2 separate regions of the Homo sapiens genome follow, and region 1 is linked to region 2. A link is a loop called in an ENCODE intact Hi-C map of the cell type or tissue named here. Cell type or tissue: GM12878. All regions are shown on one strand. Each heading gives the region's core, and the rest is flanking DNA. Links, peaks and the distances in the headings are about the cores only. Region 1 has its middle 86 kb from the start of RXFP2. Region 2 overlaps FRY-AS1 (FRY antisense RNA 1).

Evidence for each region. A loop is a pair of places that touch in the nucleus more often than their neighbours do. Peaks named below come from ENCODE experiments on the same cell type or tissue, not always from the same donor. Only the 100,000 strongest peaks of a DNase experiment are listed, where the experiment ranks them.
Region 1: it touches region 2 in a loop (2.3-fold over the local background); 4 of 110 quality-filtered maps call a loop at or near these places.

What each region holds. Positions count from the first base shown.
Region 1 is chr13:31,816,753-31,833,372 of GRCh38, forward strand. No RefSeq gene overlaps it. Among named protein-coding and RNA genes, the nearest start is that of RXFP2, 86 kb to the left of the region's middle. In GM12878, for the core only: a CTCF peak has its summit at 8,579; a DNase peak (open chromatin) is centred at 8,629.
Region 2 is chr13:32,011,966-32,028,585 of GRCh38, forward strand. FRY-AS1 (FRY antisense RNA 1) reads right to left here. Exons shown (of 4, transcript NR_103839.1): 2 at 15,610-15,701; 3 at 15,238-15,288; 4 at 12,081-14,131. Among named protein-coding and RNA genes, the nearest start is that of FRY-AS1, 11 kb to the right of the region's middle. RefSeq lists a silencer at 7,826-7,925. In GM12878, for the core only: a CTCF peak has its summit at 7,841 (motif pointing right); a DNase peak (open chromatin) is centred at 7,866.

The sequences.
Region 1 (16,620 bases), core at 5,440-13,439, 190 kb before region 2:
TGACTGTGGTAATCATTTCACAATAAATATGCACAAAGCATTATGTTATAAACCTGAAAGATATTTATTTTTTTATTTGTCAATCATAGCTCAATAAAGCTGGGAAAAAAAGAACTTCTTGAATAAAAAACATATTTATTAAAAGTAATGATTCAATGGATACTTTACAAAGCAGATTATATACAGCTGAAGAGAACATTATTAAAGTAGACATGAGGAAACCATACAGAATAGAGACAGAAAGATAAAGTAACAAACTTTCTTTCTAAAGAAAGCAAAGTTTCCTGACATGATAAAAGTGTTATTTTTTAGGACAATGTAATTAATGGGAAGTGTTACAACCATTTCTTCACAAGTCACGAATAAGTCAAGAAGGCCTGCTATTCAAAGTTGTGCTGCATGTCTCAGGCCATACAAAAAGCAACAGAAAAAAATACATAAAGATTTAAAAATAAGTAAAAGAAAGAAATAAGACTCTCAGTATTCATTGACTATGCAATTGATTCAATAGAAAAATTTAAGAAAGTCTATAAGCTATTAGTATTAAAAAGAAAGTTCAGTATGTTTGCTAGGCATAAAATCAATAAGTAAAATCAAATCAAACTTTTAGAAAATGTGATTAATAAAAGAACTATTTATAATAGCAACAAATCATAAGATATCCAGGAAGAAATTACAAATTGCAATGATATTCAAGACCTTATGATAGAAATTGAAACTTTAGCCAAGGGTGCTGGCTCATACCTATAATCCCAACACTTTGGGAGGGTGAGATGAGAGTATTTCTTGAGTTTAGGAATTTGAGACCAGCCTGGGAAAAATGGTGAGACCCCAAATCTACAAAAAAAAAAAAAAATGGAAATGTGTTGAAAATAATAAAAGATGTAATTCCAATCAAAATCCCAACTGGAAACTGTATAGAATTTTCAAAAGCTGACTCTCACTTATATGGAAGAACAAGAAGTCAAGAATGGCAGATATAATTGTGAAAAAATATCAAGGGGAAATCATTTCATTAGGCATTGAGACCTACTATGCAGAATGGTTGCAGTGGCTCACGCCTGTAATCCCAGCATTTTGGGAGGCTGAGGCAGGGGATCACCTGAGGTCAGGAGTTCAAGACCAGTCTGGCCAACGTGGTAAAAATACAAAAATTAGCCGGTCTCTACAAAAACACAAAAATTAGCCAGGTGTGGTGGTGGGTGCCTGTAATCCCAGCTACTCAGGAGGCTGAGTCAGGAGAATCACTTGAACCCAGGAGGCGTAGGTTGCTGTGAGCAGAGATCGTGACACTGCACTCCAGCCTGGGAGACAGAGCAAGACTCCGTCTCAAAAAAACAAAACAAAACAAAAAAACCTACTATGCAAATGCTAAAACTATGTGGTAATGATGAAAGAACTGATGAATAATCCATTGGGTCAGAATAGCATACCTAAAAACAGATCTACATAGAGGATCTTGGTATATAACAGAAAGCCTAAAAATCAGTAGAAAAGGTAATGGCTGAGTAGGTACTACAAAATCTACCATTTGCAGATTGAGTCTAATTTTTTAAACTCAATATCTTCAGAAAAATAGAACAGAATACAGACTCTCCATAAAATCACAGTCACAATGTTTAGAATACAATCTCAAATTATTCTACATGCAAAGAACAAGAAAAGTGTGACTCATTCTCAAGAGAAAATACAAATCAAAAGAACTCAGCCTTAAGGTGACTCAGATGTTGGAATTAGCAGACAATAATTTTAAAGAAGCTATTATAACTATGCTTGACATAAAAGAAAATATGTTGGTAATGAATGAAAAGATAGGGAACCCTATCAGAGAAATAGAAACTATAGGAAAAGAACCAAGTGGACATTGTAGAGCTAAAAAATACAATGTATTCCTTTCCTGTGGTTGCTGTAACAATTATCACAAACTGGTTAGCTTAAAACAATAGAATGTATTATCTCATAGTTTTGGAGGCCAGAAGTCTGAAATCAAAGTGTCAGCAAGGCCACACTTCCTCTGGAGATCTAGAAGAGAGTCCTTTCATTGTGTTTTCTAGCTTTTGATGACTGTTGGCATTTCTTGTCTACGGCTCCATCACTACAATCTTTGCCACTGTGCTCACAATGCCTTCTCCTCTTCTGTCTGGCAAATCGCCATTGTGTGTCTCTTACAAAATTGCTTATCATTGAATTAAAAGCCCACCCAGATTATCCAGGGTGATCTCTTCATCTCAAGATCTTTAACTTAGTTACATCTGAAATGACTGGGTTTTTTTTCCAAAATAAGGTAACATTCAAATGTTCTAGAGATTTATGTAGATACCTTCTGGAAGACTACTTTTCACCCTTATAACATACAATCTCCGAAATAAGAAAGAAAAAAGAATGTGCTGGATGAAACTGTAGTAGCATGGAGAGTCAGCAAACTCGAAGAAAGAGCAATAGAAATTATTCAATATGAAGAAAAGGTAGAAAAAAAGAATGAAAAGAGCCTCAGGAGCCTATAGGTCAATATCAAAAGAGCTAACACATGTGTAACTGGAGTGTTAGAAGCAGAGGGAGAGAAGATGAAGGGAAAAAGCCCTCTGTAGAAACAATGGTCAAAATTTTCCCAAAGTCTGTGAAAGACATACATTGACAGATTCAAGAAGCTTTGCAAACCCCAGCAGAATTAATAAACCTAGGCAAGATTTCTGCATTTCATATGAAATTCTGCAATATTAATTCTAAGTAGATTATGTGAGAATTGACTGAGAACGTATATGAGGAAACTTTCCAGGTTGATGGTAACATTCTAATCTTGATAAAGGTTTGAACTACAGAAGGGCATGCCTTTACCGAAACTCAGCAAACATACGCTTAAGATTTTTACATTTTATTGCTTGTACATTTTACCTGAAAATTTAAAAATGTAAATAATATTGAACTATAGTTAACATATGCATGCTATAATATTTAAGAGAAAGTATATCATGCATGCATTTTAATTTTAAATGCATGAAAAACAGGGAAAATTGGTAAATGGATAGAAGGATGAACTGATGAATAGATATTTGATAAAGCAAGTATAGCAAATGTTAATGACAGAATCCAGGTGGTGTAGATACAAGAGTTCACCAGAAAATTACTTTAACTTTGCTGTATGTTTGATATTTTTCACATTAGGATATTGGAGGAAAAATCAATGGGAAAATGAAGGGCTGCTTTATATGTAGTTCTGAGTCAATGGATTATCCATATAGAAAAAAAAGATTAAATAAAATTCTGATTTTGTGGGATACATTAAAATAATTCCAGATGGTTTTAAAAAACTAAATGTGGCCAGGCACAGTGGCTCACACCTGTAATCCCAACACTTTGGGAGGCTGAGGCAGGTGGATCACGAGGTCAGGAGTTCAAGACCAGCCTGGCCAACATGGTGAAACCCCTTCTCTACTAAAGATACAAAAAATTAGCCAGGCATGGTGGCACACACCTGTAATCCCAGCTACTCAGGAGGCTGAGGCAGGAGAATCGCTTGAACCCAGAAGGTGGAGGTTGCAGTGAGGCGAGATAGTGCCATTCCACTCCAGCCTGGGCAACAGGGCAGGACTCTGTCTCAAAAAAAAAAAAAAAAAAAAAAAAAAAATATATATATATATATATATATATATAGAATGCCACACTGTAATAGCACAAAAGTGGTGAGGTGGTGCACGCATGCAGTCCCAGCTACTCAGGAGACGGAGGCAGGAGAATGCTTGAACTGGGAGGCAGAGATTGCAATAAGCCAAGATCATGCCACTGCACTCCAGCCTGGCAACAGAGCAAGACTCTGTCTCAAAAAAAAAAGTGGAAATAACTGTCCTGTAGTAGGAATATGGATTAATAAACTATGGTTTGTTCAATCAATTATCATAGAACAGTTAAAATGATTTTATGTATCAAATTAGATAAATGTCAAGACATAATATTGATTAAAAATAAAGTTACAAAGGATTGTGTACAAATATATCATCTATTTAAAAATTTAAAATACACAAAATGATATATCCTGTATATATCCAATACATGGTAATGATATACAGTCATGCATCACTTAAAGCCTGGAATACATTCAGAGAAATGTGTTGTTAGGCAATTTCATCAGTGTGCAAATATCACAGAGTCTATTTCCACAAACTTCAATGGGATAGGCGACTACATATCTAGGATATATGGCACAATCTATTGCTCCTAGGCTACAAACCTGTACAGAATATTACTGTACTGCATATTGTAGGCAATTGTAATGCAATGGTATTTGTGTAGCTAAACATATCTAAACATAGAAAAGATACAGCTAAAACATGGCATTATAATCCTATGGAACCACTGTGAAATACTGGTCTGTCATTGACAAAATCTTTGTTATGTGGTGCATGACTATACTCCTATTTCAAGAAAGGACTTACCTCTGGTAGAGGAGAAAAAAAATATTTTTAAAATCTTGTGTCTTTAACAATTGTTCTTTTAAAAAAGAGACCTTGTGTAAATAGGACATAATGTAAATATGTCCTTTTTTCAAAAAGACCTTGTGTAAATATGACATATGTAAATATGATTTATCGGTTTAATTTTGTCAGTACATACATTGTTATTGATTATATTAATTCATAATATTTTATGTGATCATGTCATCTTTTAAAATTAAAATGTAGATGACTCAAGCCCTCACCTTACATATAGCATATAACGTACGAAGTCTTTTCAGTATTTCTTTGGAATTTCAGGGGATTTACAATTGGCTAAATGAGTTCCTGTTCTGCGAGCATCTTTCTTTCTCTCTTGATCCCTGGCTCTGGGCTTCTGCCAGCCTTAACTGCCTCAGTCTTCTTTCAATATGTTCCTTCCACCAACACATCAGCATAGCAGAGGGAGTCTTAGAGGAGGGGTGCATTGTTCCTCAAACCCCATTATCATTAAGAACACAGAGCTACCATTTATGGTAGATTTGTACTGATAGTTGAGGCTAATGAAGGATTACAGTTTAATACTTAAATAAAATATTCTAAAAGTTCGTTCAGCCATTTCCACCTCTATTTTAGGCCTACATTGTTTCCATCTTCCTGGGCTTTTCTCTTAGGCACAGGTGCACACCCACACACAAACATACACACATTCTACTTACTCTGACTGCCAGTCTCCTACCTCCAAATCCTGTTAGTCCTTCTGCAGAATAGTTTTGTTCTTCACCCTTGCCTCAAACTAAGTTTTAGGTCTACCTTGCATATCCAAAATATGAATTCTTTGCTAAACAAAGGGCCTTCTATTCAAGGTCATTATTGTTTAACTGCACGAAACAAAAGGAAAAGCTTTAAAATTACAGGCTTTCCTTTAGCATGATCACATTTTTTTAAAAGACAGCTTATCCCTACAAGTCTTTCTGAAAATAGAGGGAAAACAGTATGAAAATTCACTCTACCTCTCTCCAGAATACATCTGCAAGAGTGGTGAGTCTCTTCCAGTCTCCTCATCCGCAATTTACCCAACCTTGCTTCATAAACACATATATACACATGTTAAAAGCTCTGAAATCTTGGTCCATTTAGCAAAGGGCAAACAATTCCATATATTTTAGTTGATACTGAAGAAATATGTGTATTATTATCCGTATTAAAATGAATGTCCATAATGATGATGCTTTAAATGTTTATGGCATTCTACAGTTTACAAGGAACTTTTACATAAAACAACCTGAAAAGAAATATGTAGGGTCCCACAAATAATTTTTAGTAAAACTGAAGCTAGAGTCCAATTCTCTTGACTTCCAACACAGTGCCTTTTCAACCCATCATGTTGTCTCCAGCCCCACAGTGCCAAGAAAAGGTTAGATTCACGTCAGAGTACTATCGAACGGATAAAGCAAAAGGAAAAGTAGAAGGTGTTAGAAAAATAGATCATTTAAAAGTTTAAGGCTGGTAGATGAGTGTCTAGGACAGTCCCTAACACATAGTAGACACTCAATAATTATTTGTTGTATTAATACATAAAATGTCACTTCTGAGCTGTTTAAAATCACAATCTAGTTACCCAGAATGATTCAAGGGTTTTAAATGGCTGTGATCGTGCTACACGGGATAGAGAAAGATGCCTTTATGTGCATAGATGTATCCATAAATTTCCCATAGCCATCATTCTCTTCCTTGCCATCTAATTGTACACAAAACCACATTAGAAAGTGTAAATTATAAACAGTTAATAAAACATATCCAACAATATAAAAACCCTGCCTAGAGAAAGACACTGAGATTCAGATAAGATTGTTTTACAAATTTGTGATGTACCATATAGAGGACTTTTGGGTAATCTGCAGTGAAACTAGACTTTCATAAAAGAAAGAGTATGTCTGATATCCTTCTTCCTGGTGCTATAAACAGGGTTAATAGGAAGTGAAGTCAAACCCTTGACTGTGACTGACATGAGGGAGTAAAATCTGCTCCGAGAATGGGACACATCAGAGGGCAGAATTCTGGTCTAGGCTTAGAAAGGACTTCCAGGTGGCTGAGCAAACGGCAGTCTTTTATTTGGCAGAATTTGCTTCAGGGACTAAGAGAAGAGAGGAGATTCGAAGAAAAAGAGTGAAGATTATGTTCTAAATCACTGATAAAAAGTATTATAATTAAAGCACATTGGAAATTTATAACACTAACCAAAGTATCAGCAATCTCTATCTAGCAAAAATACCAGAGTGTCATTAAATTACCAGCAAAGAACACACAGCAGAAGAGAGAGGTCTGCATTTTCACCAAACCACAGCAATCCTGGAGAGGGCTCTATAGCCAGTTAAGACATTCTAGGTCACAGGATGAGATGGGAGGTCAGTACAAGATACAGGTCATAAAAACCTTGCTGTTTAAACAGTTGCAGTAAAGAAGCCGGGCAAAACCCATCAAAAACAAGACGGTGACAAGAGGGACCTCTGGTCATCCTCACTGCTACACTCCCATCAGCACCATGACAGTTTACAGATGCCATGCCAATGTCAGGAAGTTACCCCTATATGGTCTAAAAAGGGAAGGCATGAATAATCCATCTCTTGTTTAGCATATCATCAAGAAATAAACATAAAAATGGGCAACCAGCAGTCCTCAGCGCTGCTCTGTCTATGGACTAGCCATTCTTTTATTCATTTACTTTCTGAATAAACTTTACTCTATGGACTAGCCCTGAATTCTTTCTTGCAGGAGATCCAAGAATGTTCCCTTGAGGTCTGGATTGGGACCCCTTTCCTGTAACACCTGCTCTGGAGAAGTTTGGGGTGAAAGAGACAGGCTCACTAAAGGGAGCAAAACACAGTGCAAAGAGCATAATAAAAGGATCAAGAGTCAGAAGGTATAGGCCATTTTTAGAAATCTTGATTAGCACTTCCCAAATATTTAGGAAGATGGAGGCAGGGACTGGAGTGATACTGCCACCAGTTAGGAAATGCCTGGAACTACCCGAAAGGGGAATAAACAAAAAAGGATCCTCCCCTAAAGGCTTTCAGAAAGAGCATAGCTCTGCCAACAACATAATTTTGGATTTCTAGCCTCCACAACTTTGAGAGAATAAATTTCTCACCCTGGTTTGTGGAGTAGAGGCAAAATAAAGATACTGGGTCAAAGAAGACCAAGTTAGAATGAGGAAACTGGGTGGCCTTGCTATTCAAAATGTGGCCAGAGGACTAAGAGCATCAAATTGATACAAATGCAGGATCTTGGGCCCAACCCCCAGACCCATCAAAGCAGAGCCTGCATTTTCACAAGATCCCCAGCTGATGTACAGGCCCATTAGGACTGAGAAGTACTGCTCTAGGGACACAGATGATGGAATCAGGCCTTATGCTCTTGGTATGCCTTATGCTTATGTTGAGCATAATGCCTTCTATTCTGACTCTTCTTTAACACCTGTTCAGAAAGAGGCTTAGCCTCTTTTCTTTTGGAATGTAGATAAGCAATGCTGAGACTACAATGGTGAGATCTGCAGAATGTAAACTAGTTTTCTGTTTTTACATAGCCATTATCAGCAAGCATTCTCAGAAGCTTCTAACTGACCTTAAAATGACTACAGACTCTTTCTTTTTTTTTTTTTGGAAGCTAAGCAGAATGAGTCACAACCTTACCTCCTCTTTGTTCTTTGTGGTGGCTACAGAGATGTGCCACCCACCGCATGGCCCTTCAATGAAGTACTAGTCCCAGCTGCCCTCCTAAAGGGGCAGCTGGCTTTCAGTGATGAAGTGGGCCCAGCCATTTTGGCCCAGTGCAGTCCAGTGCATGGCAGCTCTGATGGGTCATCTCCACTCCAGATCTCTCCATGGCGTTGGCCTAGGCTGCTGCTCCTGTATTCCAGCTCACTTCTCCCTCTGCCTGCTCAGCTCCTGCCCTCTCCCTTCCACAAGTGTTGATCCCAAGGGCACTCCACAATACTCCCTGAACACTAAATTCTGTCTCTGAGTCTGCTTTCTGAAGATTCCTATGACGTACCATAAAGAAAATGTAAGTTTGCCAGGGCTTTGGGCAGAAGTGGAATATAAATCTTACACTGGGCATTGAAAGATCTAGTTCAAGTCTCAGATCAGCCACAGAGAGGCAGTGTGGTCTTGAACAAGCATCTTATTGTTTATGAACCTCAAATATCTGTAAGACAAGAACAATTCCTCCCCATCTATCTCACAGAGCTGTTGTCATGAGGACTTCAGATGAGATAATATGTGTCTGGGGAAAGCACTCTATAGAGTGCAAGACATTAGATATTTTATTATTAGTCAGTAGATTCTAGAGTTTGTTTTGTATTTTGTTGTTGTTGTTGTTTCTTTGCCTGTTTCTTAAATCCATTCTTCTCAGCATTAAACCATTCAGATCACTCTAGCAAAATACTTCTCTGGGTTAGTCTCATATTTGGCTGAGAATGTGAGTCCTAAAGGTTCATAAGGAGTTGTCAAAAATCAAAAAGACCTATTTATCTTTGTCTTCCTCTTTTTCTGGAAGAGAAATAGTCTCAGACTAGTGTAATAATTCACTTACTAGTAAATTTCTATGAGAGAAAAATTAAGAGATATAATAAGAGCCTCTACACCTACAGCAACCTTCAGAGACCTTTGAGCTCCTCATTTAAATTTACTTTAAAAAACACATTCTTGGCCAGGTGCGGTGGCTCACGCCTGTAATCCCAGCACTTTGGGAGGCCGAGGCAGGCAGATCATGAGGTCAGGAGATTGAAACCATCCTGGCTAACACGGTGAAACCCCATCTCTACTAAAAATACAAAAAATTAGCCAGGCGTGGTGGCAGGCACCTGTAGTCCCAGCTACTCGGGAGGCTGAGGCAGGAGAATGGCGTGAACCTGGGAGGCGGAGCTTGCAGTGAACCGACATTGTGCCACTGCACTCCAGCCTGGGCGACAGAGCGAGGCTCCATCTGAAAAAAATAAAAATAAAATAAAAACACATTCTTTTCTGCCTGATTTTCTGAGGGCAAAAAAAAAAAAGAATTAAAAAATACATTATTAATCAAAAATCACAATTAAATTTCAGTTGCCCTTCAACAATTCTTTGGGTCCAGAAACAAGCAGCTCTTCTCTTTCCCTCTCTGTTCATCTCTGTTCTCTTTTTCCCTTAGGATCTTGCAATTTTTTTAAGGTTTTCTCCCCTTGAAGTTCTTGGCCTCCAAAATTCCTTATCCTGAAGCCATCCTCACAGGATTAACAAAAATTCTGGAAAGACCTATAATTAACCACTGATCAAGCTGCACTTTGGCCCACTTCCTTGTAATTGAAAGTCAGGTAGCACTAGATACTGATCATTTGCATTCCTATTTTTCTGATGGATAGGATTTCTGACGTTAGAATCTGTTTAAAAATTAATTTGTATGCCCATTGTTCTTATAGATAGGATCTCTGACGTTAGAATCATAAGGCTTTCGTTTAGGAGTTGCTTAAGAGGTTTTTTTCCAAATCCCCAATTCCAGTGACCCTCCACATAGGAACTGAATCTACATGATAATGCAGTTTCTTCATCTCCCTGTGCCATGACATCACCGTGCACTCCTCAATGAATCAATGATCTCCAAATTTCAGCCCACCCCAAAACCCTTAAAAACCCTTGCCCTAAACTCCTCATGGAGATATGGATTTGAGGTTTTAAGTGACCCTAACTAAGATTAAACCTCTTTCTCCGCTGCAACTTGGTGTCTTGGAGTACTGACTTGCCATGAACATCAGGCAATGGACCTATTATGGTTGAAATTCTACCTTGGTCCTGCTTGATCCAGTATCATTATTTTGCCTTCACCCCCCAACCCAGGATGTATACTTCTTTCCCACCCATACTGCACCCCTATAGTTGATGGATTTTCCCGCTATTAGTATTTAAAGGCTAATTTAGCTAATTCAGAGGTCAACTGGTATTACAGAAAGAAGCTGGGTGGAGACAGGCTGCTTTCAGATAATATATAACATGTGCATGTTAATAATAACCTTCTAAAGGCAAATAGTCTGTGGGAACCATTTCTCCATCAGTGTAATGGTGGAGATTTTGGACTTGACAATTGAGGGGGCCCAGACTCCAGCTGGTTGTGGGAGCAGAGATAACTGCTAGAAAGGCCACTTTCACCCTGAGGAGGTCCCTCCCCAGCCCTAATCATTTGAAATGGACGTCTTCACCTGCTAGTTTCCTTCCTGCCAAGTTCTGGGAATGTTGATGCTATCTTACCAAAAGCTTTTCAGGTCTCCTTAATTCTCATTGGTCTAGTCGTATACTTGGCTTTAGAACAAAGAGGATTTCAGTGTCTGTCAATGATGATCTCCTGTGATCTAGCAGTTCTGAAAGATGAACTTGCCAAAATGAGAAAATTAAAAGAGAAGTGCCCTATGTGGGAGAAAAATTATGCATTAAAGTGCTAAGTATCACCCAAGAGATAAGTAGTAAGTATAAGTACTCAAAGACACTTACAGTATCTTAACTTTCACATTGAAAAAAAAAATTGTGCAGCTTTTAAACTCCCTCAGTTTTGTATTTTCCGAGGTAGAAGCTGTGTGAAAAGAGTGATATTGCCTGTGGTGTTTGGAAGCTGACTGGCAGTGACATTAGGCAGCAGTCTCCTGTGAGAAGCACAGCTCGCATTCAGACAGGGTGAAGAATGGCAGAGAAAGGCTCCAGGAAGTGAGGCGGGACATACGGAGACGCTATAAAGGTTAAGTGGGAAAGCACCACTGAGAAGTTCAAATACTACTACAAGCAACACAGGCTTACCAGCTCATTTACTGGGTGTGTTGGCATGTGCACACTGAGAGCTCCCAGGGCTCCTGCAGCATAAAAATCAATATAGGCAAGAATCCCCTTCCTCCTTCTCTTTTTGTTCTTATAAATTGGAAAATATAAGGCCCATATCATTCTGATGTTCCCCAAAAGTCCTAACTATCCAAAATGATTAAAAGCAAAAAGTCATTCACTCCATTCAGCGAAATGAATAGAGAAGAAAATGAAAGGATGGGGATTGGGGAGACATATTTAACCAATTTTCATATATTCCAGAATGATCTTTATGCCTGCCCCTCATGTAGATGTAATATGTGAACACGGCTGAAAGAGATATTTTTATCTCCTATTAGCATATGCATGGACCTCTGCTTCACATGATTAATGTACATGTATATGTCTGAAATCAGTCAAATGAGTTATAATGAAACTTCATTCCTAAAGGGCTTGTTCATTGAGTTATTAATGTATAAAGAAAAGAACGTTAAAATGCAAGCCTTAGGAAAATAAAAACAATAGCTTCAGTTTTTGCAAGATAGGCATGCTATTCGCTTTTGCTCAGTATCGGTTTCTCAAAATTAATAATCATCAATTGCAAGAAAGAAATAATTCAAGTTTTTTAAAAGTCTTGACTAATGACGCAATTTTTACAAAGCAGAGAATAAGTTGTATGGTTTTTAATAATCTTTTAGACTTAGCATCTGAGTATTTTTTCAATTAAGAAACAACATTTTTAAGGAAAATTCAACTGTGTAAGTAGCTCCTAATGACTACTATAAAATTAAACCAGATTAATGATTTGGTCTCTCTTTTCTAATAAATGACTTAGAAAAGTTTAATTTCCTAGAATGTCACGTAAGACTATTTCCATGTATTTTTCTATTAATCAAACATTGAAAATCCAAATGTATGAGTGCGTAGATAGCTGATGTTAAATTGGTTTTAAAATGAAGTACATTATTTCTCTGGTCCAAAAGCTATTACTGAATTCTACAGAGATGTCTGTGATTGTGTTTGTAAGCATAACTATCATGGTTTCTGAAATATGATTTAAAAATCAATATCTAAAAGAATTTTAAATGCATACTTGGACATTATTCATCCTAGAGATATGCATATCTCATTTTCTAGAAAAATCAAAGGCATACTCTTTCAAAATCAAAATTATATTTTCAATTCTGTCTGCATTATTTGATTGCATAGGAATAATACTTAGATTTAACCAATTTAGAGGAAGAACTATATGATGAAAGAATATTAAACTTGAGTAGCTTAGCCTTCATCTTCTATAGCTAGAACTCGATGTCTTAGCAATATAAGTCTACCAGAAATACTGACTAACAAAGAAATTATTATAGTAAAAATGAACTCCAAGTTTCTTTTATCTTAATGTTTCTGAAGAAATACAGGAAAAAGAACTATTATGAATGAGTTCAATATTGTTGTTCCCTAATTATATAATACTTAGCTCATTTTGCTAAGGTATGTTTGCAGAAACAGAATGATGACTTAATATTGTACAGATTAAATCTATGAAGAACAATTGCTAAATAATAAAGCAAAAAATAAATATAAAAATTTTTTGTTGACTGGGCGCGGTGGCTCACGCCTGTAATCCCAGCATTTTGGGGGGCTGAGGCGGACGGATCACAAGGTCAGGAATTCGAGACCAGCCTGGCCAAGACGGCGAAACTCCACCTCTACTAAAAATACAAAAATTAGCTGGGTGCGGTGGCGGGCGCCTGTAATCCCAGCTACTCGGGAGGCTGAGGCAGGAGAATTGCTTGAACCAGGGAGGTGGAGGTTGCAGTGAGCCGAGATCACGCCACTGCACTCCAGCCTGGGTGACAGCAAGACTCCGTCTAGAAAAAAAAATTTTTGTTGTTGTTTTAAAGTCCCTAGGAATTTTAGAATACATCCTAAATGAACAGCTATAAATATATTTTGCTTTAGATAAGGTTTTTCACGTTTATTTTTAGGAAAATTATTTTTTGAAAAAATAATTTATTCTGTAATTATACATTACTTTAAGATTTTGAATTCATGCTCTGATATATAAGTAGATTATGATTAAATGAATTGACACATTAATCTGGTCCATGACATATCAGGCTATGGTTGATTCACCACTCATTACAGTTTCATCTTTAGTCTACAGTCAAATCTAAACCCAGCTTTCTTCTGAGGGAAGAAGTATTGAGAATTTTATTTTTATTTATTTATAATACTTAAATGTTTATCATTTCCAAATTTCATTGAAATGATAAATTTTGTTGATTCTCTGGCACTTCAGAACTTATAATTTAATATTTTAGGCATATTCTTGAAAATTATTTATAATTTGTTGTGCTTTAGTTTAGTATTTATTTTATTTTATTTTTATTTATTTTTTTGAGATGCAGTCTTGCTCTGTCACCCAGGTGGCACAGGCTGGAGTACAGAGGCTCCATCTCAACTCACTGCAAACTCCGCCCTCCAGGTTCAAGCAATTCTCATGTCTCAGCCTCCCGAGTAGCTGGAATTACAGGCACGCACCACCACATCCCCCTGACTTTTGTATTTCTAGTAGAGACAGGGTTTCGCCATGTTGGCCACACTGGTTTCAAACTCCTGACCTCAAGTGATCTGCCTGCCTTGGCCTCACAAAGTGCTAGGATTATAGGCGTGAGCCAACATGCCTGGCCTGTTTTGTTTTTAGAAACAAGGCTCCACTTTGTGGCTCAGGTTGAAGTGTAGTGGTGCAATCATAGTTCACTGCAGCCTCAAACACCTGGGCTCAAGCAATCTTTCCTCCTGCACCTCCCAAGTAGCTGGGACTACAGGTGTGTGCCACCATGCCTGGCTAATTTTTTTTTTTTTTTTTGGTAGAGACGGGGTCTCACTATGTTGCCAAGGCTTGTCTCAAACTCCTGGCCCAAGGCTCTGGGATTACAGGTGCTAGCCACTGTGCCTGACCTATTGTGGTTTTAGTAGGCATTTTTTCATGATCTCAAATCAGAAGCTTTAACTATAAAATACTTAGAGCCTCTTACTATAGAACTTGGTAGGTGTTGATTAGAAAAGGCAATTACAGAAATACATCATTTAGAAATACATAGTCCACAGAAAAAAAAATGAAATACATAAATATATCACAAGGAATGTACAAGGTCTCATATCTGTGTGCAAACCTGAAGCATAGGGAGCTACTTCCTTAGAGTAACTTTCCAAGCACTGTCAAGCCACTGCCAGACCACCATTGGTCCACTGGGTAGCAAAGGAGGGGCTGTGTGCAAGAGAGAAGCCAAGGACAATTCAGCCCAATGATGCTAAGAAGACCTGGACACACTTAACTACAAACTTTCAACCACTAAATCCCAACCAAGACGGGAATGCTCCCTCTTCTTGGCTGTCTATACCCCTCAAGCTGCATTTTATCCATCTGCCTTCAAAATGACTATTGAGGCCAGGCGCGGTGGTTCACGCCTGTAATCCCAGCACTTTGGGAGGCCGAGGTGGGCAAATCACCTGATGTCAGGAGTTTGAGACCAGCCTGGCCAACGTGGCAAAACCCCGTATCTAACTAAAAATACAAAAATTAGCCGGGCGTGGTGGTGGGCACCTGTAATCCCAGCTACTCAGGAGACTGAGGCTGGAGAATGGCTTGAACTGAGGAGGCAGAGGTTGCAGTGAGCTGAGACTGTGCCACTGCACTCCAGCCTGGGCGACAAGAGCAAAATTCCAACTCAAAAAAATAAAAATAAAAATAATGCTGTTGGCCAGCCACGGTGGCTCACACCTGTAATCCCAGCATTTTGGGAGGCCGAGGCGGGTGGATCACAAGGTCAGGAGATCAAGACCATCCTGGCTAACACGGTGAAACCACATCTCTACTAAAAAATACAAAAAATTAGCCAGGCGTGGTGGTGAGCGCCTGTAGTCCCAGCTACTCAGGAGGCTGAGGCAGGAGAATGGCATGAACCTGGGAGGCAGAGCTTGCAGTGAACCGAGATTGTGCCACTGCACTCCAGTCTGGGCGACAGAGTGAGACTCCATCTCTAAATAAATAAATAAATAAATAAATAAATAAATAAATAAATAAGGCTGTTGAGTTAACCTGATTTCAGATCAATAAATTGTTAAGATAGAAACATGCTGTTAGCGGTTTTTACACTGTGCGCTCATATAGGGACAATGCTGCACTGATTTTCGCCTCCACAGGCCTTTCCCTTCTGGCCAATTCCCTCATGAGCCCTCTAGGCTGCCTAGCCAACAAGTATACATGTAATTTTTCTCAGCAGAGCTCCAGAGTTTGGTCTATCTATTTTTAATGTTCCTGAGGATTAATTTATTACAGCTCTTGAAATTCAATGAGTCCCAGCTCTGAATCATGTTGAAGGCCGTGGGTGCAGAACACAAAGCTTCAGGAACCTACCTAGAGCTGGAAATGCTGCAGTTGCGTTTTAGGATATAGCATATACATGGTTCTTTCGGCAGTCACATGTCTTTTAATCTAATGAAAGCAGAAAAGTGCTAGCTGGAAATAACTGAATCTGCAAAGCTAGCTAAGATGATTCAAATCTGAAACACTTCACCCTGACCCCAAGCCTGTCCTGAGACAGCTTTGCATTTTATTGAATTAATCATTAATGTTGCAGCACCTCTAGTTTTATTCCATCATTAGAATGACATCATTTGGAAGAAGTAAAGAAGTTGCTATAGATTTAGTGGACCAAGACAATCAATTGAAGTTTCTTAAAGGTGAAAAGATGGCAGAAATTCTTGTCCTTGGCTTGCCTGCAAGATTTCCATTTGCCCACATACATACTATATATTATTTTCAGTACCCCCCACGCCCATCACTTCTCATATTCTCTACAGCTGGTTCTGTATTTTCATGGCAAATAAACTCACAGTTGTTCCACAAACTCGAATTTCCAGGAAAATCATATAAAACAGTAATAGAAAAAGAAGGAAAAATTTATATCTTTTCAAATCATTCTTCTTACTTTGTATCTTCTAAAAAAGAGAAACATTTATTCATTCATTTATCCTCATATTGAAAGGGGGAGTAAGATGTGCTCCCTTTTGCGAGGAGCTCATAATTTATGAAAGTGGTTTTTAAAATGTGGGTTAGTAATCTCTTTTGGATTTCAATGAGAACCAAAACTCTTACTAGGAAAATGAACAAACCCATATAAAACTTCGAATATAAATGTTTAGGGAGTTGATAACCACCTGTGGCCCATCTATACAGCCCATGTTATGAACTGAATGTTTATGTCCCCCTAAAATTCATATGTTGAAGTTCTCATCCCCAGTGCGATAGTATTTGGAGATGAGGCTTTTGGGAGGCAATTTGGGTTAGAGCAGATAATGAGGGTAGGCCC
Region 2 (16,620 bases), core at 3,277-11,276:
GGGGGCACAAGTCAGCCCCTAACACATAACCCTTGTCTTTTGGAACCCACAGAAGTGGGAGGATAATTCCATGAATATAACCAGGCAAGATGGTCCCATCCCATGTTCTAGACATCTAGTTTACCTTTGATAGTCCCAGCATGGTTGACTGATGTTGAGCTTGCAGTCTATGAGAAATCCCAAGTCTCTACACAGCTTGTTTTTTTAGGCTTGTCTTCTCCTATCCTTTGCATAATTTATTCTTTTATCTAGTCACACTGGGGATACAGCAGGGAACCAAGTAGACATTGTCCCTGTCTCTTGGAACTTAACATACATTAGTGAAGGCTGTCAGTGAACAAATGAGCAAACAAATATATAATTACAAATTGTAAGATGTACTATAAAGTGAATGAACAGATAAATAGTAGAAGAGACATCCTACTCTTGATAGTTTTTTTTTTTTGGTGGGGTATGCATTTTGGCATTTACCCTGAAATAAAACATTATTTTTAATATATCTGGCCTATTATTCCACCCTACCCCAACCATTTATAGAAGAGATCCTGGCTGTTATTTGTTATTTTTAGTGCCCTCATCCTTCACTTTATTCCTAAATGTGATAAATATGACACCTCTGGCTTTATCCCAGTCATCAATAAAAATACCTAACGGGACAGAACAGTACCATTGTTGTCCTAGAGCTAACAGTAATATCCATTAGCTACACATAGATAAAGATCTAGCCAGCATATATAAAGTGAGACTCTTATTGGAAATATTAACAAGATTAATGCTGCCCACTGCTAAGTTTTCTATTTCACCAGCTGAGTCTTAAATGTTCCTCTGGCTGTACCACATTGATCACAAAAGGCCTTTCAAGTTGTCTGCCTGATGATTTTTAAAAGGTCAAATTCATTTAAAGTATTTCACTCATAATGTGGGGAAATAGAAGTTGTTCTCAATCTAACCAGAAAGAACGTCACTTACAAACCAGAATGCCTACGTTTTGCAGGGCCGAGGATCCAAGGTGATGTTCATCAGCTCCTTTCACATGGATCTAACCTGCCCATGTAGGCCCACTCCAATCACCTGGAAAGTGTGAGTCCAAGGCCAGAACCTACCCAGGCCAGTTCTGTGATGCCCTCTTTCTCCTTACCTTGGGCATCCTTGGCTTTAATGGCCAATTCTGTACTTGCTGCCCTGGCTCTACTGGTCTCCCACATAGACAGTTCCCACGTTTGTGTTTGGCCATCGAACGCAGTGTTTGGGTAAGAGGCACTCCAGATCTCTCAGCTGCCAGTCCACTGAGCTGATTCTCTTTTTAGTTGGAGTAGGGAGAGTTTAATCAAATTTAGAGAACTGGGGATTGGAATCATCCAGCAGGCACATCACCCTTGGTCATCACAGGGTTACCCATCCAGAGCAGTGGAGAAAATGAAATGTTTTCAGAGGCAGTCAAACTTGACCTTTAATTTAGCATGGACCATAGCTTGTCAAGGTTCATCAGCAGAGCGGTACTGTTGTAAGCATTTGCTAATGTAGACATTATTTGACGTTAATTTACTTGCTAATTTGACACATTTTTGTATAACACAGAATAAGTTAAATCGCAACAAAATTTATTTATTTATTTATTTATTTATTTATTTATTGAATATTCCTTAAACACCTATCACATGCTAGGCATTGTTCTGGGTGCTAAAATTACAGCTGTGAATAAAATAGACACAGCTCCTTCCCTCGCAGATCTTATATTCTGGTGGGGGAGGGCGGGAGACTAAGACCATGTAAATATGTATTATTCAGAGAGTGAAATATGCTTTGAATAAAATATAGAAACAGAAGAAAGTCACAGTGACAGGGGAAGGAAATTTCGCCTTATATTGGGTGGTCAGGGAACATCTTATTGATAGGCAGAGCCTGAAGAAAGAGAAAGAGCAAACCATATGGATACCTGGAGAGAGGAAGTTTGGGCAGAAGGAAGAGCAAATGCAAAGGCCCTGGGCTGGGTCTTCTCAAGGAAAAGCAAGGAGGCCGCTGTGGCTGGTGTGGGGCTGGCGCTTATTCTACACTGCTGCCTTTCAGAAAGTGTAACAAAGAACCAGATGGCTCTTTGCTAGACTTGCCCTATTTTGTTGTGGTTGTTAACTAAAAATACATGGGAAAAGGGTGTTTTTTATACTGCTAAGGTTGCATTCTTGATTGGCTAAGGAGTTAACCCCAGGATGTGTGTGTGTGTGTGTGTGTGTGTGTGTGTGTGTGTGTGTGTGTGTGAATGATATATATACATACCTATACACACACACGTTTGTTTAATGAAATGGGAGAGAAGTTGAGACATACCTTTTTGTGCTTCAATGTGAGCCTGTGAGAGTTAGTAGTTTAGCTGATACAAAACCCCTTTGTAATCTATTATGCAGCCTGTTATTAGCAATCAGTCCTACAAGTGCTATTATTTTCATCCTCCAAGTAAAGCATAGGAGTTGGGTAAGGGTCAGAGTAGTTTGAAATTTGGATAAGAACTCAAATTCTTTACTGACTTCCCTCACACCTACATCTAACTTCTGCAGGAGCTATCCCATTAGTTGTGAATGATTTAATAAGCAAAACCTGGGGTGAGTTTACCTCCTGAGGCCAGTTCAGTTTTTAGACATAGTTGGCTTGCCCTGAGCTCTTCTTGGCCTATTTCTGGGCATTATGCATCCTGAGAAATATCGGGATTTTTTTTCTGTTACAAAGCGAACACTTCTCATGCTTCCAAGTGTTTACATGTATCAGGCCCTAAGTGGTGGCCCTATCAGGAGCAGAGTGTGCAGGCGATGTTGTGCAGGGTGGGCATGGCTCAGCCTGTGCTGTCTGTGTGGTTCCAATGGTTCCAATATCCCAGCGGGGCTGTGCCTGTCCACCAGCCTGCTGGTTACCACAGCAGATAACATAGTAGACTCAGGGTTTAAGAAGAACCACCACCCAGAGCAAATGAATAAAACTGTAACTGCTTCATGGCTAGACTCTCTGAAGAAATGCCTCTGATATAACCTCAGTTGGTCCTCAGAAGAAAGTTTGCAAAAACAAGAACAATGTCTGAACTCATTCCTTGACCATAACCATCAAATTTAAATGCCACAGTTTCTCCATGTGGGAAATTCAAAGACATTGTGGACCTTTGCATGATGTGAAGGTGTGTTAATGAGATAGCTAGCTCCTTTTTGGAAAAGAAAACCTCAGAGTAAGACATAAAGTCTTTCTTGGCTGCAGCTGTTCTTTCATGAATGATCAGCTAGGTAAGCATGTTCCAGTAAAATTAAGCCTCACCATTGACAAGTGTTTGGAGGGCATTGTAAGATTCATGGATACATCCTGCGTCTGCCTTGTTGTTTTCTACGGGTTGAACATACGGCATTTAAGGAAATTTTGTGGTTAGTAACAGAAGATTTCAAAATTAATCTCTAGAATTTATATCTCTTAGATTAGATATTTTAATAAAAACACAATATTCCATACTGTCATGTGATTGCTAGCCTTTGGTTTGTATGAAAGAATTGTTTCACTCTTTCTGTAGATTTCTACAAAAAATCACTTGGCAGATACATACCAAAAGAATATTGTATTTTATATATTTAATATATTGAAAGGGATGCTGTCATACCCAATGCTTCTGAGCTCACCCACAAAAATAAACCTCATGTTTATACTTAACTTTATTTATTCAGCTAGCATGTTTTATAATCTGTTATGTACCAGGCACTATGCTAGAGGCTGGTAATTCAGAAATGAGAGACTCAGCCTTCCACTTCCATCAAGGGGCTTACAGTTTAGTGGGGAGACAGAGAAGTAAACTACAAACACAAGATCAGGTAACAAGTACTACTGTGGCCCAAAGCAAGGGTATTTCACTTTGCCTGGGGAAGTCAGTCAGAGCTTCTCAGAAGAATGGGTAAGGGTTAGAGCTGGAATTAAGAGGAAGGAAAAGCAGAATGTATAGTGCAGGACCTAACAGTAGTTCACAGCCTGGTGTTTTGGCAGACTTGCAGACAGTTCCCTATAGCTGAAGCACAGGGTTGCATGAAGTTAGAGAGGTGGAAAGGGGTCTTGTATGGCAACCAAGGGTTGGGCTTTATCTCAAAAGGGATTGAGAAATGTTGTAACAATCTGGCAGGAGTCATGAGGACTGAGCCAATAGGAAGGCTATTGCATTGATCCAAGTGAAGTATTACAAATACCTTAAGTAATAGAATGATGGTAGGAAAGAGGATGAGAAAACAGATACAAGCAATTTTTAAGAGGTAGATTCAACAGGGCTTGCTGAGTCTTTGAATCTGGGAGATGAGAAGGAAGAAAAGTCTTGAATTTCTAACTTGAGTGACTTAGAAAATGATGATGTCATTCAGGCAATAAAGGAGAAAGTAAGAACTGGGGAAGGAAAGTGGTTAGCTCAGATGAAGCCATGTTGAATTTCAGGTACCTGAGGAGTATCCGGATTGAGGTGGACAGTAAGATGTGAAGAGGTAACATATGGATGTGAACTTCCATGGAGAGGTCTGAGGTGTAAAAGTAATTTGGGAAACGTCAGACAATAGGTGAAGCTGTGGGTTCAGATGATTCATCCTAGGCAATATTTATATATAAGAAGGAAAGGGGCTGAATATGGAGTTCTGAGTTATTCTTGCCATTGCAGGAAGGGATAGAGAAGGAGCCCCTAATGCAAAGAGACCAAATAGTCACAGAGGTAGGAGGACAGAGGAGACATATGTCACAGTAGCCAAGTAAAGTGAACGTCTCAAAAAAGAAGACTTGACCAGTAATGCCAAATGCTGTCAAGAGGCCAAGTAGGGTGAGGACTGGAAAGTTCCATAGGGCTTAGGCATTGGTAGTTATGACACACTCATTCCCAATGTGCTGGAATGGCAGTAAGTTGGAATGAAGGGGATTAGGAGGGAGAGACAGAGAAGTTTCTAAGAAACTTGGCTGTGCGAAGTAAAAGCGAAATAACTAAACATGAGGAAAGAGCTGTCTGCTGCTGGTTGCCGCTGAATCTGTCAAGCTGATTTCTCCCAACCTGAGTGAACAAGAGCAGCAAGGAATGCCCTGCCCCGCATAACATGTGCTGTGTTTATTGTGTCCCCCTTGTGTCCTAGAACATAGGAGTAAGATGGTGACCAAAATAAACATAGAATGTACCTAGTGAAATTGATAGTCCAAACAGGGAGAAAGCATATTGAAAACTAGCTGCACAATAAATGCATAATTTGTGATAAAGTATTTGTGTCAATAAGAAATGTCAACTGTGGCTCCAGATTTAGACCACGGAGTTAAGGGAAAGCTTCTCTGAGGAAGCAATACTTAGATGGATGAAGGGCAAATAGAATTTAGCCAAGGGAAGAGAGGAGGGCCTCTAGGCAGGTGGAACAGCAATGCTGAGCCCTGAGGTGCAGGAGTCCTGGGTAGCAGGGAAGGTGCAAGATGAGACTGAAGAGTTAGGCAGGAACCAACAATGCCACACCTGGAAAACCAGGAAAGTGTAAGGTCACGGAAGCAAGAAAAAGAGAGTTGCAAGAAGAAGGGTGTGGAGCTATATCAAACGCTACGGAGATGCCGTTTCAGTTAAGGGCTGAGAAGAGCCCACTGGCTAAGTGGAAGCTGTTGGTCACCTTAGTGGAAGTGTGGCCAAGGAGTCAGCCTGAAGTGGGCTGAAGGGGGAAGAGGAGTGGAAAGAGGAACTGAAGGCTGCGTATAAAGGCAGCTGTGTTGAGACATTAAGCGATGATTGGGAAGTCAGGAAGGTAGGCTAGGAATTTGTATTAGTCTATTCTCTCATTGCTGTAAAGAAATATCTGAGACTGGGTAATTTATAGAGAAAAGAAGTTTGACTCATGGTTCTGTGGGCTATACAGGAAGCATAGTGGCTTCTGCTTTTGGGGACCTCTCAGGAAGCTTCCAATCATGCCAGAAGGAAAAGGGGAGCAGGCACCTTAACATGGCAGGAGCAAGAGAGAGTGAGGGGGTAGGTGTTGCACACTTTTAAACCACCAGATCTCATGAGAACTCACCATCATGAGGACAGTACCAAGAGAGATGATGCTAAGCCTTTCATGAGATATCTACCCCATGATCCAATCACCTCCCACCAGGCTCCACCTTCAACAACGGGGATTACAATTCAACGTGAGATTTGCTGGGGACACAAATCCAAACCATATCAGAATTGGAAGGAAATGTGGGATAAGATAAGGGTTTTTGTTTTGTTTCTGTTTGCTTGTAAGACAAGAGGTATTGGCTATGTTTTCATAAAGGCAAGAAAGATTTTATAGAAAGGGAAAGGTTAAGATGCCAGAGACCCATAGGAGTGACAATCTTGGGCAGGAGGCAGAAACAGGGTCAGGAGAGGGGACAAAGGTGGCTTTGTGGATTTGATGGCAGAAAAATGGGACTTCCTATCCGGTGCCATGTAGGAGGCAGGGTCGTCCCTGAGAACGAGATGGGAGGAGGGAAGCAGGAAGGCTGTGGAGTGCACAGGGCAGAAATGACTGTTGCAGTGAGGGATGCTTGCTGGGCCCAGGAAGGCCTGGTGGGGAGGTCTGCTTCCCTGACCTGCCTGTGGGGTTTTCCACTCACCACCTCCCCGTTGACCCTGCCAGTGTTCTTAGAAGGGTGTAAGAATGTTGTTTTGATTTTGTTCCCGTGTTTTTCCAAAGTCAAATTGTACCACGTTATAGAATTTCCTACAAATCCTGAATATTCTGACGTGGGAGCAAGTGCTTTCTGCTCTGGTAATTTTACGCTATTTGATTTCAAATTAGTTTCGTGATTTGTTTCCTCCCATGTTTACCCTTTGAGTTGCTTATTCCCTTTGGCTTCATCATTTGAAAAACTCATGATTTGGTGTCCGTCTTTTCTGGTTTTTTTTTTTTGCAACCACGTCTCACAGTTTAGAGCCTTCCATTTCATTTTATGGAACATGTTGTAAAGTTGGAATCTTTCATGCAAGCCCACTTGCAAAAATATCCAAATATTTTTGCCTTATGTATTTCTTGGTATTCTCTCTTTCTCTCTCTCTCTGTATTTCTTGGTATTCTCTCTCTCTCTCTCTCTGTGTGTGTGTGTGTGTGTGTGTGTGTGTGTGTGTGTGTCTGTGTCTGTCTGTCTGTCTCTGTCACTTTCAGGTAGCATTCGTGGCAATAACGAGAATGTCTGCTGGACCCTTTACCTCTCTCTTCCCTCCCCTCTATATACCTGGTGCTCACCAGGTCCCTGCTGCTGTTTTGTCGCTTGACTTTGTATCATATTGAGTTTCTGTCCTGGGTTCTCTGCTTGTACTCTGTCTTCTCCTTTTCATAATCACTCCAGGTCCCTGCCACTTTTTTTCTGGACACCCAGAGTCTTTTTCTTTCTTCCAGTGACAGTCAGAAGTTGGGGGAGCCCCCTTGGATGCATATTGTTGGAGGTTCCTAAGTTCATACCAAGTATCTTTAGAAATCAGGAAGGATGAGGAACAGAACTAACATTTTATGAGCATCTACTGGTATTGGATGCATTTCTTATGCTACCTTATATTAACCTTTACCATAACCTTGTGGTAGGGAGTATTGTTTTGATTTCATAGACAGATAAGTCAATCCCAGAAAGATTCCATAACTTGAGAAATATATCAGGGCCAGGACTAAAACTGTCCTTGTTTCCTGCCTGAAGCTCAGGGTGACTGACGGTTATCATTGTCAATGTCTAGACACGAAATATTCATCCCAGTTAGGCATGGGCCTAGGTGTTACCTCAGATCTTGAACTCACGCTGTGATATGAAAGTGGTCTCCTAGCAGTCAGGCATCTTGAGTCCTGGAGTCCAGACAGAAGGTGCCTCTACCACTAGGTGGGGATGTAGCAGCACCACAAATGAGTACACTACAAATGGAAAGACCCTCTAGAACAAAGGCGTTCAAACTTAAAAAATAAGAATAATTTATTGCAGTGAAACAACATATAATTAACCATTTTAAGGTGACTCTTCTGTGACATTTTGTACATTCGTGGTGTTACACAACCACCACTTCTATCTAGTTCCAGCACATTTCCATCACTCCAAAGTAAAAACCCCTTCACCATTAAGCAGATTCTCCCAGTTCTTCACTCCCCGTAGCCCCTGGCAACAGCTGATCTGCATTCTGTCTCTATGGATTTACCTATTCTGGATATTTCTTATAAATAGAATCATACCATATGTGACCTTTTTGTATCCAGCCTTCTTCAATTAGCATAACATTTTGGGGGTTCATCCATGTTGTAGCATGTTCCCAAACTTCATTCCTTTTTACGGATTAATAATATTCCATTACATATATATGCCACCTTTCGTTTATTCATTGATCCATTGATAGACATTGAAGACTTTGAGCTATTACGCATAGTGCTGCTATGAACATGCATGTACATATACTTGTTTGATAACTTGTTTTCATTTCTTTGGGGCATGTGTACACAGTGAAATTACAGGGTCGTATGCTAATTCTATGTTTAACTCTTTGAGGAACCATCAGATTCTTTCCATAGTAGTTAAACCGTTTTGCATTCTCACTAGCAGAGTATGAAGATTTCAAACTTTTTAAAACCATGACTCGCAATATAAAGTACATTTTACATTGCAACCCAGTATTTAACCGTGTGTATGTATACATACAAATATAACAGAGGTTTCATGAAACAGTACTCAACCTGACTGTGAATGATGCCCTCTAATGTATTCCCTCCTATTCTATGTCATTAGGAAAGTGTCTTGGTTTGACCCACCAAATTAACTCCACAACTCAAAGTTAATTTGCTATCAGTTGAAGTCACAGATATTTTCATCATCACTACAGTTGCTTTAGGCATATTGAAATATTATTTATGATCATTCTTTTATTTAAAATTTCTTATAATTATTACGCCTCTGGATAATGTTATTTAAAGCACCATTTGAAGAAGCAGGTATATACGATACCACAATTTTGTGTTTTTTTAAATAGTTGAATAACTATGTTTCAAAATAATTGCTTTCTTTGTCACCCTGTGTCTTCCACATTTTATTCATGTAAACACATTATTCTGAGAAGGAACTCATGGGCTTCGCCAGACTGCCAAAAGGGCTCATGGCACAAAAATACTTAGGAACATGCTAGACTACACTGTCCAATAAGGGAGCCATTAGCCACTTGTAGCTATTGTGTACAATATTGTGTACAATGGCTGCAAGATGGATGTGGCTAGTCCAAATGCAGATGTGCTGTCAAATACCCACTGGATTCCAACTATTTGGTACAAAAAATATTAAATGTCTCACTAATATTTTTTATATTCATTAATTATTGAAATGATTTTTGGCATATTGGGTTAAACAAAACAGATTATTAAAATTAATTTCACCTGCTTGTTGGTTATTTTAATGTAGCTACTTAAAAATTGAACACTGCGTGTGTGGTTCGCATTGCATTTCTGTTGGACATCACTGGCTTAGCACCAGATCGGAGTTCCAATCTTGTTGTTATCACAGGACCAGTAGTAATCACTGTTACTGTTACTGTCATTACTCTGCTGCGGGACCTACCCTGATAAATTTCAGTTTCCTCCTCTGGAAGTGTAGATATAAAGCCAAAGGAGAGCATATTGCTGTGCTTATTCTGTATTCAGCCTTTTTCCTAATACATTTCTCACTATTGGAATTGTCTAGTCATCTCATCTTTCATCCAGAAGTCTGGTGAAGGCCCATGTCCATGTCCCTTCCCTTATGCTTCTGCTACCCCTTGTTGTAATGAACACAAAATATAAATTATATATGGGAAAATCATATACCAAGGTAAGGATATAAGAATTCATAGACAAATAAATATTTAAAAATAATTTTAAAGGATAAGAAAAAGGGGAAACTCCCTTGAGGAGCAAAGAAGGTGGAAAATAAGGCTTGTGGTAGGGTGGAGTAGTAATTTGACCACAGTTGCCACCCATCCTGTATTTATCCAAAGGCCAGAGTGGCATTTGGATAAGACTCAGGCAAACCACCAGCACATTCCTGGAGTTGATGAATGGCCACTTAAACAGCAGGACACCCCTGGCATGTCCCTAAACCCAAAACTAAAAGTCCAGCAGGCTATTACAATGAGGGAAGGTGCCAGCATGTGTCTTTAAGGGCGATGGGCTGAGCAGGGACCACTCACCCTCTTATTTGTCTGATTCTTACACTGATGGGAGCCCTGAGAATCTAACATTAGCATCCTGGGAATACAAAGCCCTTTCATCTACATAATCTCCTTTAAGATCATGAAACAACCTTATGTAAAGGGCAGAATCATGTGTACCTTATAAATGAGAAAGAAATAGGTCAAACACATAAGTGGATCACTGAGGCCATTACTGGGTGGAGCAGGGTTTATCTGACCATGAGCTTGAGTTTCTCCACAGCTAACACTGAGGGTCAGAATCATGACCCTCCACTTCTGTTTCCTTGGGCTTCTCAGAGTGATCTCACCCCTGTGGACGGTCTGCAAAGATCATTACTCTTGACCTCACTTCTGCCTCCTAAGCTGAGCCGTGCAGTTGGAGTCGCTCTTCCCACTAGCCTGCTAAGCTGCTGCCTTCCATCATTCAGACAGTTTCTGACAGCCCCACCCTCCTACACAAAGCCCTGCCTGTCTGGTCAAAGGAGGGTGGTGATTTCCCACCCTTTCTAAAAACACGCCTTGTAAGACTTTCTCTGTCCTCTAAAATATACTTGCTCCTTCAGAGTCACATTTTCTACTACTGTACGGTTAAACATCGTCTGTGGGAGGAAAGGTGATGTATGGGTTTTTCTGCTCCACTGTTGTCGGGCTTAGACCACCATCTTCTAAAAGGCAGAAACCTGGGGTCTGTACCAGACAGCTCCATGAACAGATGGTCATTTTGAAGTCTTTGAAGGTGAAATCTGTGATGCTCAGTGAGGTATACACTTCTTTTTAAAGTGGTAGTTCCAAATGAAGTGATGCTGTAACATATCCTTAATTCCTTAGACCACTGTCCTTAATCTCAGTTGTAATAACCTGGCGTGTGACTATTGTTTATTCCTGGTTTACAAGAATTGTCTAGTTATATAGTTTCTATTGCTTTTCCTCTAAGCTGAACAAAGCACTTTGATACTACTTCATTAATTTCACAGTAGACAGCTTGATCGTTTTTATATTGATTTATCGCTTTCTAATCCCCAATTATTTTTTGGTCCTATGTCAGCTTCTCCTGCCAGTAGACAGTGTGTGTTTTCATGGATACTCTTGACATGAGCTTTATTAGAACATAACCAAGAAGGTGAATCTGTTGCCAAAAAATTAAATAATGTTTGCCAAAGAGTTACACAGAATAATTTATTACCCAGTGTTCTGCTTTTCCTATGCAATGGTTCCTCCCAGTGGTATAGAAAACCAAAGATTGGCTTGCCCTAAGAGATGAGGCAGTTTGGGGATGGGAAATAGTGTTCTTCTTTTAGTAGATAAATAACATGTCCAAGGTTATAGGATCGGGATCAAAATAAAAAGCAGAATCATGAGTTTCCTGATTCCCAGCCCTTCAACCTTTGCTAATAGGTAACTATAAACATGGTCATACCTAGAAAGAAAAAATTTTAGCACCTAGAAGGAAAAAAACGTAAAATTTAAGTAGCATGCGCTAAAAAACTATCCAAAATTTCTAGTTTTCCTCAATTTCATTGATTTGAAAATTATAGGTTTTAATAATTATGTACATTAAATGGTATCTTAAGGAAAAGTTGATCTTTCCCTTATTACTTAAACCCTACTATTTATTTTTGTGTATCAGATTGGTAACATTGGTGGGAATATTCACTCTAGCCATAAAAGGTATTTAATTTTTATCACCAAATAATAGGAGTATCACCCAATAACTTTAATACAACTATGAGAATGCTCTATTTTTTTGTTTTGCTAGATTATCATTCATACAGGGAAGAACCAGCATTTTCTTAGTTCTCCTGTAGATGGCGAATCTAAAGGGTGATGACGACTGATATAAATATAATTGTTTTTTATACTGTTAAGCATTATGTATCTGCATTTTTGGTAAATAATAATATGCAAAGTTAATGCCTTTTTTTTTTTTTTTGGAGATGGAGTCTCGCTGTGTCACCCAGGCTGGAGTGCAGTGGCAGGATCTCGGCCTACCACAACCTCCACCTCCCGGGTTCAAGCAATTTTCACGCCTCAGCCTTCCGAGTAGCTGGGATTACAGGTGCCCGCCACCACACCCAGCTAAATTTTGTATTTTTAGTAGAGATGGGGTTTCACCATGTTGGTCAGGCTGGTCTTGAACTCCTGACCTCAGGTGATCCACCCACCTCGGCCTCCCAAAGTGCTGGGATTACAGGCGTGAGCCACCGTGCCCAGCCGCAAATGCCATTTTTTGCTTCTTCAGAAGGGACTTAATATTTTATAATTATGTATTAATAGTTGGCTCCTATTGTGGCCATTTATATTTGACCTGTTTGTATCTGAACGTAAATAATTTCTCAGGTTGCTGGTGATATTCAAAAATAGGATAATAAAGTTATCATTAGTGTTGTATGCTTTCATGCTAAGGGGCATGAGGTAAATGCTGTCATGTTTTCTCTTTGCATACATGTCTTTAAATACATTAAATACTAAGTGTGCTATGACCTTATTCTGCAGAAATTGAAGTCGAATCTTTATGTGTACAAAATATGTATGAACCACAACATCTCCTGGTTTTGACTACAGGTTAATGATATCCAAATATGCAGACACTACTTTGAGAGGTTGATGAGAAGACTAAATTAGGTAAATTTTGAGATGATACTAACCTAACCGGAACCTCTAATCAAATGGAAGTTTACCCTGGGCACCAAATGTTATATGACTTAATATTACTAAAATGTTAAGTAATAGTGTTTGTATGTGCATGTGTTTAGACTTTCTTTACCTTTCCGAAACTTCCAGCCTTGTGGGCAGGTCTACCTTACCTTGGTAGCCAGCAGAGGGGGTTGGGGGTAGGGATCTCTCTATGATGACAGGTTCTCTCTCTCCTCTTTCCTTCTCTTCTCTTTTTCTAACCTGACTATGGAGTTAAGGAGGCATTTTGTGCTGCATATTCTGGGTTCATTTCTCACTACAGATTTGCTACATAACAGTTGTCATCTGCCTAGGCACTCATGTAATCCTCATAACAGATTTGTGTGACAAGGCACTAGTTTACAGACGAGGAAAATGAGGCCATGAGATGCTCAACAACTTTGCCAACAATACAGCTTTTATATGATGGAGCATGGTCTGGTCTACAATGTCACTCCCCTTCTAATTAATATCCTTTGAATATTTGTTCTTTTTTTTTTTTTTTTTTTTTTGAGACAGAGTTATGCTCTTGTCGTCCAGGCTGAAGTGCAATGGCACCATCTCAACAACCTCTGCCTCCCAGGCTCAAGCGATTCTCCTGCCTCAGCCTCCTAGCTGAGATTACTGGCACCCACCACCACGCCCAGCTAATTTTTGTATCTTTAGTAGAAACAGGGTTTCACCATGTTGGCCAGGCTAGTCTCGAACTCCTGACCTCAGGTGATCCACTCACCTCAGCCTCCAAAAGTGTTGGGATTACAGGTGTGAGCCACCGCACCCAGCCTGAATATTTGTTCTTGAAGTCACCATTCAGTTGTCTGGAGCAGGGTTGAGGGAGAGGCGCAATTTTCCTTTCACTAGCATGCAGGCCCGGGTTAACTGGTGCCCTAGTTCTAATTCATCCTAATGATGTCTCAGTGCCACTTTTAGAGAAGTGCCCAGCAGGTGCCCAGTAGGTGTGCCCCTTTGTTCAGCTTTGTCTATGCATGCCCTCTGATATACAGCCCAGCCCCAAGCCTCAATATTAGGCCTGAATAAATACCATTCTTTTACCCCACTCTAGACCTGTCAAAACACCTTGGATGACAATGGACACATGGAGGGGGCATTCCATGTGCAGAGCAGAAAGCAGGGTAAATTCCAGGCTTTTTTTCCTCCACTCCCTGCTGCCACTTCTCGGAGTCTTTTATTGTCTTCTGCTTAAACCCTTCAGGGGCTTCCCATTGTGCTAGAATTCCTCCTGATTCCTTTGTCTTGGCTCTGGGTTCCTTATAAAACCCCTTCGCAGGGGAGCTGAGTAGGAAAGAAAAAATGAGTTCTGCTGCTATGTTTCAATGATAACAATTTTAGAAGACATGATTTTTCTTGTTTATGTTTGAATCTGGACAACAACAAGCTTTGCTATAATGAAGTTGTGTTGCATTCAAAAAATTTAAATGTATTTCAATTCATTGAAAAAAATTATTTGCAGTGGATAGTAATGGAGTAAATGTTTTTCAAAACTTGCTGAATCTATTTTTGTGAAGATTTATATATGTGGGTTGGATTTTTTAAGGTAATGATTATTGTGTTTGATGCTTACCACATGGACATTGTGTGGCATCATTTCATATTTTTTCTCTAATATTTCTTAGGATGGGATAGATCCGTCCAAATCATGCATCAAAAATAGGTCAAAAGAGAAGTTTGTTATTTATCTCAACACTTTGTCCTTTAGGTTATCTCTAAAAAGCCTCTTATTCTACTGTTTAAAGAAAAACAAAACCCTTTTTCCATACTCATCACCATTGATTGTAACTGCTGTCTTTCTATCTCAATTCAGGGGATGCTTAATTTGATTTGGAGCTGTTCTTAAGATACAATGTATAATAGTGGGAATATAATATAGTTCATGCTTTTTTGGAAGTTGAGACTGCTGATCAAAAATTGATAAAGCAATTATTTTCTTGCATTTAGTGATTTTCCTTTGTTTCTTCAGGATGCTAGTGAAACATTTCTGCCTAACACATTCTGTTCATGAATGTACATGTCACTCTGTGACAGTAATTACACATGTGTACCCACGTGTATCCGTCTACAAGAAAAGGGGGTGGATTCCAATCGTAACCCAATCAACTCAATCAGATGCTTTAAAATCATTAGGTAATGGCTCTTGATGTTGGCATGCATCCAGACTGTTTGCAAGGCTTTGTTTCCACATTTTTTTTGAATGCCACACAATTTAGCCTCAAAAAAATTTTCAAAATGCTTTTAAAAAAAGAGTAAACTAAGTATGAATTAAAACAAAAAATTGCATTTCTTATACATTTTTTTCCCACAGGCAGCAGATAACAGTCAGACATGACAAGCTTGCTCATTCACTTATTCACTCAACATATGTTTATTGCATGAGGACTTACTGTGTGCTACAGAGATGTAAGGAACACAAAGCTGAGTAAGACACAGGTCTTCTGGAGGGAGAGACGGGACAGATGGTTATAATTGGGATCAAGACAGGAGGAGAGTAAATGCCATGGATTATGAGATATAGTCTCTGTATCCTTTACCACCCTCATCCCACTCTGCTACATGGCTTGCTAGGACATAGGTACATAGGTGACCAATAGGTCACTCCTTCTGACCACCTCCTTCCCATTGACCACCCAGAGCTACCACCAGCCCATGTGGTATCTTGATAAAAAAAAAAAAATAGGCACCCCTTCCTCTGGATTGAGTCCTGGGCTGATGCAGACCCATGCCAGGGTAGAAGCAGCCCACTGCCACCTCTGTACCTGCCAAATTGGAGAGTGGAGTTCAGACTAGATTTCCATCCTCAGTCACCCCATCTCCACTCTAGGTCAGACATCCTTGTAGAGACCACTGCCTGTATAATGAATCAAATTAATGTAAAAAATAAAGGCATTCTTCTCTTGGTTTCTTGGAATTGGTTACAGTCCCCAGGGAATACATCACCCAGGACAAAGCCAGGCAGGAAGACAGTGAATAGGCTGGGAGAGTCAGTGGGACCTGAAGCGCCTCTGCTGTGTTAGGGAGTACCTTAGCATCTTTCCTGAACTTTTATTTATTTATTTATTTTTATTTTTTGAGATGGAGTCTTGCTCTGTTGCCCAGGCTGGAGTGCAGTGACAGAATCTAGGCTCACTGCAACCTCCGCCTCCTGGGTTCAAGTGATTCTCCTGCCTCAGCCTCCCAAGTAGCTGGGATTACAGGCGGGTGCCACCACGCCCAGCCAATTTTTGTATTTTTAGTAGAGATGGCGTTTCGCCATGTTGGCCAGGCTGGTCCTGAACTCCTGACCTCAAGTGATCCACCCGCCTTGGCCTTCTAAAATGCTGGGATTACAGCCATGAGCCACTGTGCCCAGCCTCTTCCTGAGCTTTCTCTAAAGAACTTGGTAACCATGATTCTCACCTTGCTTGTGATTTTTAAAAAAATAAATAAATAACAAAGTTATGACAAGTGACTCAGGGTCTAAAATAGACCTAAATTTTACTAGCTATATGAGTTTGACCTTATTTTATGCCTCCTTAAGCCTCAATTTTCTCATCTGTAAAATGGGACTAATAATAGTACTTACTTCATAGGTTTGAGGTGAGTATTAAATATAAAAATATATATTTTTTTAACTACAATATTTATATTCAACAAATGTAGATGGTGTCATTTAGTGTCATCACTTGTGTCAGGCCACTTTCCGACTTTTTCCCCACTCTTTGATACCATTTTCTAAGGCCTTCCACTTTTCCTGTTATCTTTCACTCAGTCCCCAACATCTATGCCTA